2 separate regions of the Homo sapiens genome follow, and region 2 is linked to region 1. Evidence: chromatin loops called from intact Hi-C (ENCODE). Cell type or tissue: Calu3. All regions are shown on one strand. Each heading gives the region's core, and the rest is flanking DNA. Links, peaks and the distances in the headings are about the cores only.

What was found. Hi-C counts contacts between places; a loop is a spot of excess contacts. Peaks named below come from ENCODE experiments on the same cell type or tissue, not always from the same donor. Only the 100,000 strongest peaks of a DNase experiment are listed, where the experiment ranks them.
Region 2: it touches region 1 in a loop (5-fold over the local background); 2 of 110 quality-filtered maps call a loop at or near these places.

What each region holds. Positions count from the first base shown.
Region 1 is chr7:20,405,687-20,410,084 of GRCh38, forward strand. ITGB8 (integrin subunit beta 8) reads left to right here. Exons shown (of 14, transcript NM_002214.3): 12 at 376-485; 13 at 3,929-4,092; 14 at 4,189-4,398. The coding sequence ends at 4,311. Among named protein-coding and RNA genes, the nearest start is that of ITGB8-AS1, 76 kb to the left of the region's middle. In Calu3, for the core only: no CTCF peak of the experiment used is centred there; a DNase peak (open chromatin) is centred at 2,315.
Region 2 is chr7:20,559,674-20,564,071 of GRCh38, forward strand. No RefSeq gene overlaps it. Among named protein-coding and RNA genes, the nearest start is that of ABCB5, 54 kb to the right of the region's middle. RefSeq lists enhancers at 1-309, 530-1,030, 933-1,227. In Calu3, for the core only: no CTCF peak of the experiment used is centred there; DNase peaks (open chromatin) are centred at 2,078, 2,506 and 3,028.

The DNA.
Region 1 (4,398 bases), core at 232-4,231:
AATGAAAGGTTATATATTAAATGAAGGTGACATTACTGTTTTGTGCCAATAAATTTTTCAGTAACAATTTGAGATCTGCACAAAGACTTCTAATCTAAACACTGTAACTTCCAGTTTGTTTTATTCAACATTTTAAACCATTGACTTTCTCAGATTAGTAGCTCAAGTAAGTTTTTTAGAATTATGCATGGTAATTTATTTAAATCATTTGGAAATGCAATCCTTCGATGTAATGATGGAGTTAGTTCTAATGAACATAATCAAAATTTGAATTGTTTCTGCATTGTTATTTTGTCTTTTTTTTTCTTGCAGAAAATATTATAGTCCACCACCTTTTTAAAGAATAAATATTTTCACTTCTGTTTCCCCTTGCAGGAATTGTATGCAATGCCTTCACCCTCACAATTTGTCTCAGGCTATACTTGATCAGTGCAAAACCTCATGTGCTCTCATGGAACAACAGCATTATGTCGACCAAACTTCAGGTAGGCCAAAGCTTAATAATCAAAGCACAGAAGAGTGTCTGTAGAGGATGATGTTCCCCCAAAAGACCCATAATTAACCATGCTAAAGAAAGGACTGGGCCGGGTGTGGTGGCTCACACCTGTAATCCCAGCATTTTGGGAGGCCAAGGCGGGTGGATCACCTGAGGTCAGGAGTTCCAGATCAGCCTGGCCAACGTGGTGAAACCCCGTCTCTACTAAAAATACAAAATTGGCCAGGCGCAGTGGCGGGCACCTGTAGTCCCACCTACTCAGGAGGCATAGGCAGGAGAATCCCTTGAATCCGGGAGGCGGAGGTTGCAATGAGCTGAGATCATGCCATTGCATTGCAGCCTGGGCAACAAGAGAGGAACCCCATTTAAAAAAAAAAAAAAGAGGACTGAGGGCTTTATTTTTAAATTATGAAACATTGCTTTATTCTTTATAACAATAATAAATGTGTGTTTTTGTGTCATCTTCTACCTTAGATACTTCCTTCATGTTCACTGGCTCACTTAATGTCATACAACTCTTTGAGATTGGTATAATCTCCATGTTATAGATGGGGAAACTGAGGCTCAGGGAAATTTTGTATGAGGGCTGCTGTCTCTTAACTAGTAATGTTAAGATACATGTCTTAGATCAAGATCTTCAAACTAAAAGTTCCATACACTTTTCATTATGTCACATTTATAATCATTCATCCTTAAGCTATATTTTTATCAAAATGAAAAGTACTAGGAAGGAATGGCCCTTTTGAAGTTACATATTTTGTAAAAGCAGATCATCATTACTTAGGATTTTTTTGGCTTCACCTGAAACATGAAAGCAAATATTGATTAGACATGAGGAAGTTCAGAACTAGAAGCAAGTTTGGATTATGAAGGAAAATTATGGCTCCACAGATTTTATCTGTTACTGAAATGAGTTTACATGGGGAACTCATATTTCTGGTTCACTGAGGCCTTGACAGCCAATTTATTTGGATGCCTTTCCATGGAAGTACGTTGCATGGGAATTCAGCTGTGTAGATGAGAGGGGAAAACTAACCACTCAGCCACACCATAGCAAGCATACTCATCTCTGGGAGATTTAAAAAACTGAATCGCAAACTCATTATATTGTATACATTAATATGTGCAGTTTTTGTATATCAATGATACTTAATAAAGCTGTTTAAAAAAAAAAAACAACAAAAGCAAAACAAAACAAAAGTTATTTAGAACCCAGAACCTTACTTTGCACAGGGGTAAGGTGTGGAACTCCACGGGCATTAGAAACTAACCTTGAAATTATATCTTTATTAAACATTCCCATTGCAACTATTATTTCAAGTCTCTCCCACCTGTAAGAAAAATCCCAGCTCTTAGAGAGACTGCACAAAAGAGTAAACTTTCTCCAGAGTTTTGTTTCCTTTTTCCCTCACATCCACACTGATCTTACCCCATAATGAACTTGGCTCTGAAAAAAGCCCCATGTGCTGCCAGCTGGAGCTGCGGCAATCACTCCAGAAAGCCAAGTGCCTTTCTAATAAATAGGGCCTTACTATCAACATGTCATTTATTATGTTAAGTAAACACTACTTTGACTTAAGTGTTGTTACAAAAAGTATTCTCTTAAAGCTCCTTAGGAAAAGCCCCGGCCTGACCTAAACTAAGGAAAGCATGGGCTAGGCATGAATGTTTGACCACTCATAGCATTTAAATATGCATGCAGATTTGAGCTCTGAAAATGCCCTCTGTTCTAACCTATTAGAAATATTTCTAAAATGTGTCAGTAGCTAGGGGCTGCCCCTCCCTTCACAACTATTGTGCAAGGAGAGGGAAAGGGCATTTGTTAGGCACCTCTATTATCTATCCACTCAGTTGCACTTAAAGGCTGTTCTTTCAGTCTCTCTGGCTGAGCTCCCACCAGGCGAGAAGCCAGTAAGTGGGATCAAGCCACGTGCCCCCTCTGATGATCTGCCTTAGCTGATTGAGTAGTCCTAAATCAACCAGAGGAAATGACAGTCTGTCAGAACAAAAGGCATGTATGTTATGAGCCCGAAGTCACTGTGGAGGCCTCAAAAGACACCAATTTTGAGCAGAATATTTTGGATTCTCTCTCTGTGAGACCTGTAGCAACAGAGACCTGCACTGGCATTTGGTGTTTCCATTCCAGTTGTAGCACTGGGATAGCCTTTGACCTTTCTTTCAAAGTACCTTATCACAAAAAAAAAAAAAAAAAAATAGGCTTAATTAAGTCTTCCCACTTGAGAGGAACCCTTTCCCTTATCACTGAGCTTGGCCTTATTCAAAAACATACTTAGTCCTCACTGGAAATTCTGACCCAAATCACCCAGGATTGGTTGGGCGGTCCACTATGCTAAGCCTTGGCAGGTCACCTCCGTAGTGGCCCTCTCAGGGACACCTTGGAACTTTGGATGAGGTTCCCAAACTCTGGAGAGTAGGGAGGGGAACACATGCCACTTTAGCCACAAAGTAATTTTATGAATCTGGGGCAGCTGGTGAGTTCCATGGACTACTTGCCTATTGTGCAACCATCTTCCTGTTAGATTAGGGTAATGCCTCTGGCAACAACAGAGCCTGTAGACTTTCAAGCACCAGATCTTTGGCTGTGAGGGTGTGCCAAAGATCTGGTGCTAAAATGAGATCCAGCATGCCCCTCCTCTTAACACAACATTTCTTTTTCCAGCTAGTAATTATTTGTCCTAAGCATTATTTATTCTTAAAATACACAGTGCATGTTTAGAGGCAAATGGAATAGGTGTAGTTAACAGACTAGTAAAAAGTAAATTAATGAAAATGAAGAATGATATTTTCATGTTGTCCCAAATTGGACACTCCTATTTCCTGGAGAAGCCGTGTATAATAAGAATGAAAATTTACACTTCAATTTCTGAAGAAATATTTATTCACCTATTGGAGTAGTTTTGATTTTAGCTTCTGCAGATGTTTACTTTATTTTCCATTACTGGCATGGAACAAATGAAGACCAAGCATAACAAGAGAAACATATCCTAAGGCCCAGAACTGCTCAATAATTTTTTAAAATCCTCTTTTCCATTTAGTGATCAACAGTACGTACCACAAAAACTAGTCCTCTTTCTGTCTTGGATCAAATTATGCTTGGTTATGGGACATGGACATATTCCAGTTAATACAATTAAAGAATCAAGCTGCAATGGAATAATGTGATTGAATACCTTAATCATGGCTATTTCCCAAAGGAGGGTTTTCTATTGAAAATATTTTCATAGTAAACGCGCAAGAAAAATTAGAGAGCTTTTTGTTTTGAATCAAAGGTAATTTCAATCCCGATTTGAAAATGGAGATTTGCAAATATCTTTGGCACTATTAATTGAAGTGTGAACATTATTTACTTGATAGACTCTTTGATTTACTTATTCCAATTTTTAATCCATTTATTTGTTTGCTTCATTACAGAATGTTTCTCCAGCCCAAGCTACTTGAGAATATTTTTCATCATTTTCATAGTTACATTCTTGATTGGGTTGCTTAAAGTCCTGATCATTAGACAGGTGATACTACAATGGAATAGTAATAAAATTAAGTCCTCATCAGATTACAGAGTGTCAGCCTCAAAAAAGGTCAGTGAATTCTAAAAAAGAACTGCTAACAGTATGTTATTGCCTAGTTACAATATTTAGGCCCTTAGTTAATAATAATATTTCTTCTCTATTAAGGATAAGTTGATTCTGCAAAGTGTTTGCACAAGAGCAGTCACCTACCGACGTGAGAAGCCTGAAGAAATAAAAATGGATATCAGCAAATTAAATGCTCATGAAACTTTCAGGTGCAACTTCTAAAAAAAGATTTTTAAACACTTAATGGGAAACTGGAATTGTTAATAATTGCTCCTAAAGATTATAATTTTAAAAGTCACAGGAGGAGAC
Region 2 (4,398 bases), core at 185-4,184, 150 kb after region 1:
CAGCCCTGGCTCGGGGAGCTCCTAGATCTGAGCTCCCTGAAGGGCCACAGCTCCTCTCCTTCTCTCTTCTCTCCTTCTTGTCACTGCAAGGCGGTGGGCAAGGGGCCTGTTTCAGCCCTGTTTGTGTTACAGCTCTTTTAGTCCCACCATCCCACGGATCCCAACTTCTTCTCCCATGCCCAGGAAGAATGAGGTATGCAGACAACTGGAGGGTGAATAAGGTGAGGAGGTGGTTTATTGAGCGACAGTACAGCTCTCAGGAGACCTAAAGCGGGTAGCTCTTATCCGCAGGCAGGTAGTCCCAAAATCTGCTCAGGCCTCAGCTGAGAGGAGACCCACAGTGTGTAGCTCCACTCTACAGGCAGTCTGTCCTGATGTCTTGCTCAGCCCTCAGCTGAGAGGAGACCCACAACGGGTAGCTCCTCTCTACAGGCAGGTCATCCTGGACATCTGCTCTACTCAAGTCTGGCTGAATCTGGGTGATTCTATGGGTTTCAGGTGGAAGGAAGGGTGTGCTGATTGGTTTATGAGTAGTCATGGGCAGGCTTGGAAAAAGCACCTTAAGTTCTCACTTCGGTGGGCAGAACTGGCAGCCCAGCCCTGAGACTTCGGGCCATCCCAGGCCCGAAGGTGGGGCTTCACCAGGCACCTGACCCTTTCTGCCCAGGAGCCTGTCTGCCTCCCACCCTCAACCTATGGCCACCAGCACCCAGGCTGTTTGTGACAAGGTGCCTGCAGGTCCACACCAAGCCACCCTCAGTCCCCCCTGGCCTCCCTCTTGTGCTCATTTGCACCCAAAGTCCAGAAGGGGCCGAGGAAGCAAGAGACTGGCATGTCAGTGCTGCCCCTAGCATGCGCACACCCGGCCAAGTCATGACAGCACCAGCACTCAGCCTCAACTTTGCTCTGAAATCAGAAAGGGGAGAAGCCAGGCAGGGGAAGCAGGCATTTCCAAGCTTGCAGGGGCAGGGGGCCTTCCCAGGCCCCCAAGAGCACAGGAATACCAGGTTCGCAGCCACAGCTGAGTGGCAGCAGCCGCGCCGGGGAGGGAGGGGCTCCCGCCGCTCCAACTAGGAAGGGGTGGGGCTTCTGCCTGTTCCTGGCTCCCGCTGGCTCCACGGAGCGTGTAGCCCTGCGTAGCCCTGGCCCCACCTCCCCAGCTGCAGACAGTGTCTTTGCAGCAGCCATTTCAGATGGGCCGCGGGTGCCGACACTTACTCCTCAAGCACAATGGAGAAAAATCTGAAATTGCACTTACTCAATATTTATGAAACAATCTAAGTTAAATTTTAAAGCATTCATCTTTCTTGTGACCCATTTTGCTGTTCTTTTCTCTTTTTTTTATGTATTTCACAGATACTTTCAGACATGAAACAACTTCTTTCAAACAACTTCTTTCATCTTCTATTCTTACTCTTTTGAATATTTTCCATTTACTAATACATTTTCAAGATGTTAATCCACTTAAAATTTTGGATTTCCATGTCACAGATAATTATTTAAGAGTAAGACTCTTCTCCACTTTATCCCCCACCACCAACTGATGCCATGAATTTTCCTGAGACACAGAAAATTGATGAATATTTTAATTAGTAGTTAATTCCCCTTTGAATGTGTAGCAGCTATGAAGTCCTAGGCAAGAACTGGGCCCAAATTTATCTCCTAAGTGATATATCATCACTCTTAGAAAACGTTTTAAGTAGTAACCTACGACATAAATTAAACAGATTACAGAAATCATTTACTTGTGAAAAAAAGAAAAGTAAAAGGCAGAGTTTGTGTACTGTGGAAAATTACAGATTTCGACATCCATTATCGCTTTCATGAATGAAGCCTTAAAGTCATTGAAGAGAAAAAAAATTTCCTGAGTATTTTCTAATGTTGCTGTTTGTTCCAACAGTTGCTTCAGATCATACAATCAATCCTTCATTCACTTTGTTTGTGAAACTAGTTACTCATGGTCACTCAATTTCCTTCATATTGAATCCTAACAGAGGCATTGACCAGGACTATTGTTCTCAAAGGTTAAAATACCCCATGAATGACTACGTCATTGCCAAAGTATGTCCAGGTCATGGAAACAAACTCAACAACATGGCCAAAGACTCCTGGAGGAGGGACGGAAGACCTGAATTTTGATCTGGTCTTTCTAACTAACTAAATGAGAAAAACTCAGCCAACTGTCCTATCTTGAGCCTCTGCCCTAAATATAATTTTATAAATAAAAAAGCACTGTCTAATGCAGGTTTTTCTTAGATGTGTTTCAAAGCACTAAACTGTTTCATTAAAATTTTGAGCAATTCTGAGATATACATCCCCTTCTTGGAGGTTCACAAGGAACATTATTAACATAGTAAAGTTTCTGAGAATTCCTGCAGTTCTGCTTAACTTTGTTCAACCCACACAAAATGTTTTACATGTTTTTGTAACCTAACACCCCTTACCCTCTGTGGAGCCTTCATTGAGAGTGCTGTACTGGTGATTTTCAAACTATGCTCTGTGGAATCCTTTTAGGGATTGCCAGAAAATGTGGTAAGAAGTGGAGAGCAGGAAGGTGGACAGGAAGCAGTCAGCAGGCAGGACTTTGGGACCCCAAACCCCAATTCAACCTTTTTACTCTGAGTACTCAAAATATAATATTCTTTCAATATAATAGATCCTTTAATCTTTAACAGATTTTTAATATATTTAATGAACTCTTTTAATCTATTTGAGGCCTCAAAATATAATATTCTAAAATTCTCTGACTTAGAAATGATTTATGTCTAGTATGAATTATCGTGCTGAGATTTTTATGAGATTTCACAGAAAAGCTCCACAGTGTTTCCAAGATAGTGTGTATTAGTCAGAGTTCTCTGGAGGGACAGAACGAATAAGATATATGTATAAATGAAAGGGCACAATCGGTTCTTGCAGTAGGTTGAATTATTGCTCATGATTATTCATTCCTGCCCAAACCTTGCTGTGCTTTCCTGGAGGCAGAATTTACTTCCTTGCCCCATTGATTGGGGCTTGGCCTTGTGACCCACTTTGGACAGTGGAATGTGAGTGTCTTACGTGCTTTTGTTGACCTCTCTTCATGATGAGACAAGCATGCCCCAGCTAGTGGGTATTCATCATCCAAGGCCCAGGAATTAGACGACATGTGAAGCCCAGTGAGACCAACAAAAGTACAGTCAATCCACAGCCTTCTGGTAACATGAGCAAGAAATTAACGTTTATTGTTTATTGTAATAAACATAGAAAAGTAATAAAATTGTAATGTTTATTGTAAGCCTCTGAAATTTAGGGGTTGTTTGTTGACAGCAGAAGCTGATGGCTACAATTCTAAATCAAGGGTCTGCAATATTACCCTTGAATAACTTTAAACTAGAAAATAAGATCCAAGAAAGAAGATGCTGAATTTATTAAGTTTTGTGATTAACTTATACAACTATGTTTAACATTCAATAATATTATCTTTTCTCTCTCTATGCCCAGATATCATTTTTCTCCCTCCAAGGATAAATGTTTTACTTTCCCATGATTCACAGAACAATTAGAGGTTAACAACAATGCCAGTAAAATTCATTATACATAGTTTTCCACCAAGAGAATCAAAGCCGACACTACTTTGGGGTTGAGATTTAATGAGAAAAATTTTAATGTGTATTGTCTATGCCTATGATTGTTTATAGATCACTTAATCAGGTCAAAATTAAAACTCAGCTATGCTTAATCAAGTTGTAAATCAAACAAGAGCCTTCCTACCAATACACATAAAAAGAAGGCCAGAAAAAAAAGCTATATTTATTTCATCCTAAAAATTAAATTGAAACCACATCCGCTAAACCAGGTACACAAGGAATGAGTAAACTTTTGCTTTACTCAAGTTCTTTAGATTTACAGGACGGTTATACAAAAACAGTGTCCCATAATGTATGGAATGACCATGGAATGATTCCACTTAATAGAAAGTACAGTCAGAAAAACACTTAAGAGAAAAGTCTACCAGTAAGGTATCCATCTACTAGGAAATCAATAAGGAAAGGCTTATGAAAGTAATCTGTTCTTACTGAGTTAACCATGCCCACAAAAGAGCCATAAAACCAGGAGCAAAATTATATAAAAACAGTAAGAGACAAAACAGTAGAAGGTAAAAATTTTCTAAGAACTGAATACTGATAATGAGTGTGATGCTTACAGTTTGTGATTCCTTTGAAAAATCATGAAAAAGGAATTTGTGATCCACATGGGAGAAATTTTTCTTACATAATTAAAAATAACATTAACTACTATTTATTAAGCACAGCAAATGGTTAAATGTAATCATGTAAGTAGGGCACAGCTATCTGGCACAGTACACGGCATGCCCTTTGTATAGAAGAAGACAGGAAAACTCTAAGAGTTCAAGTCACA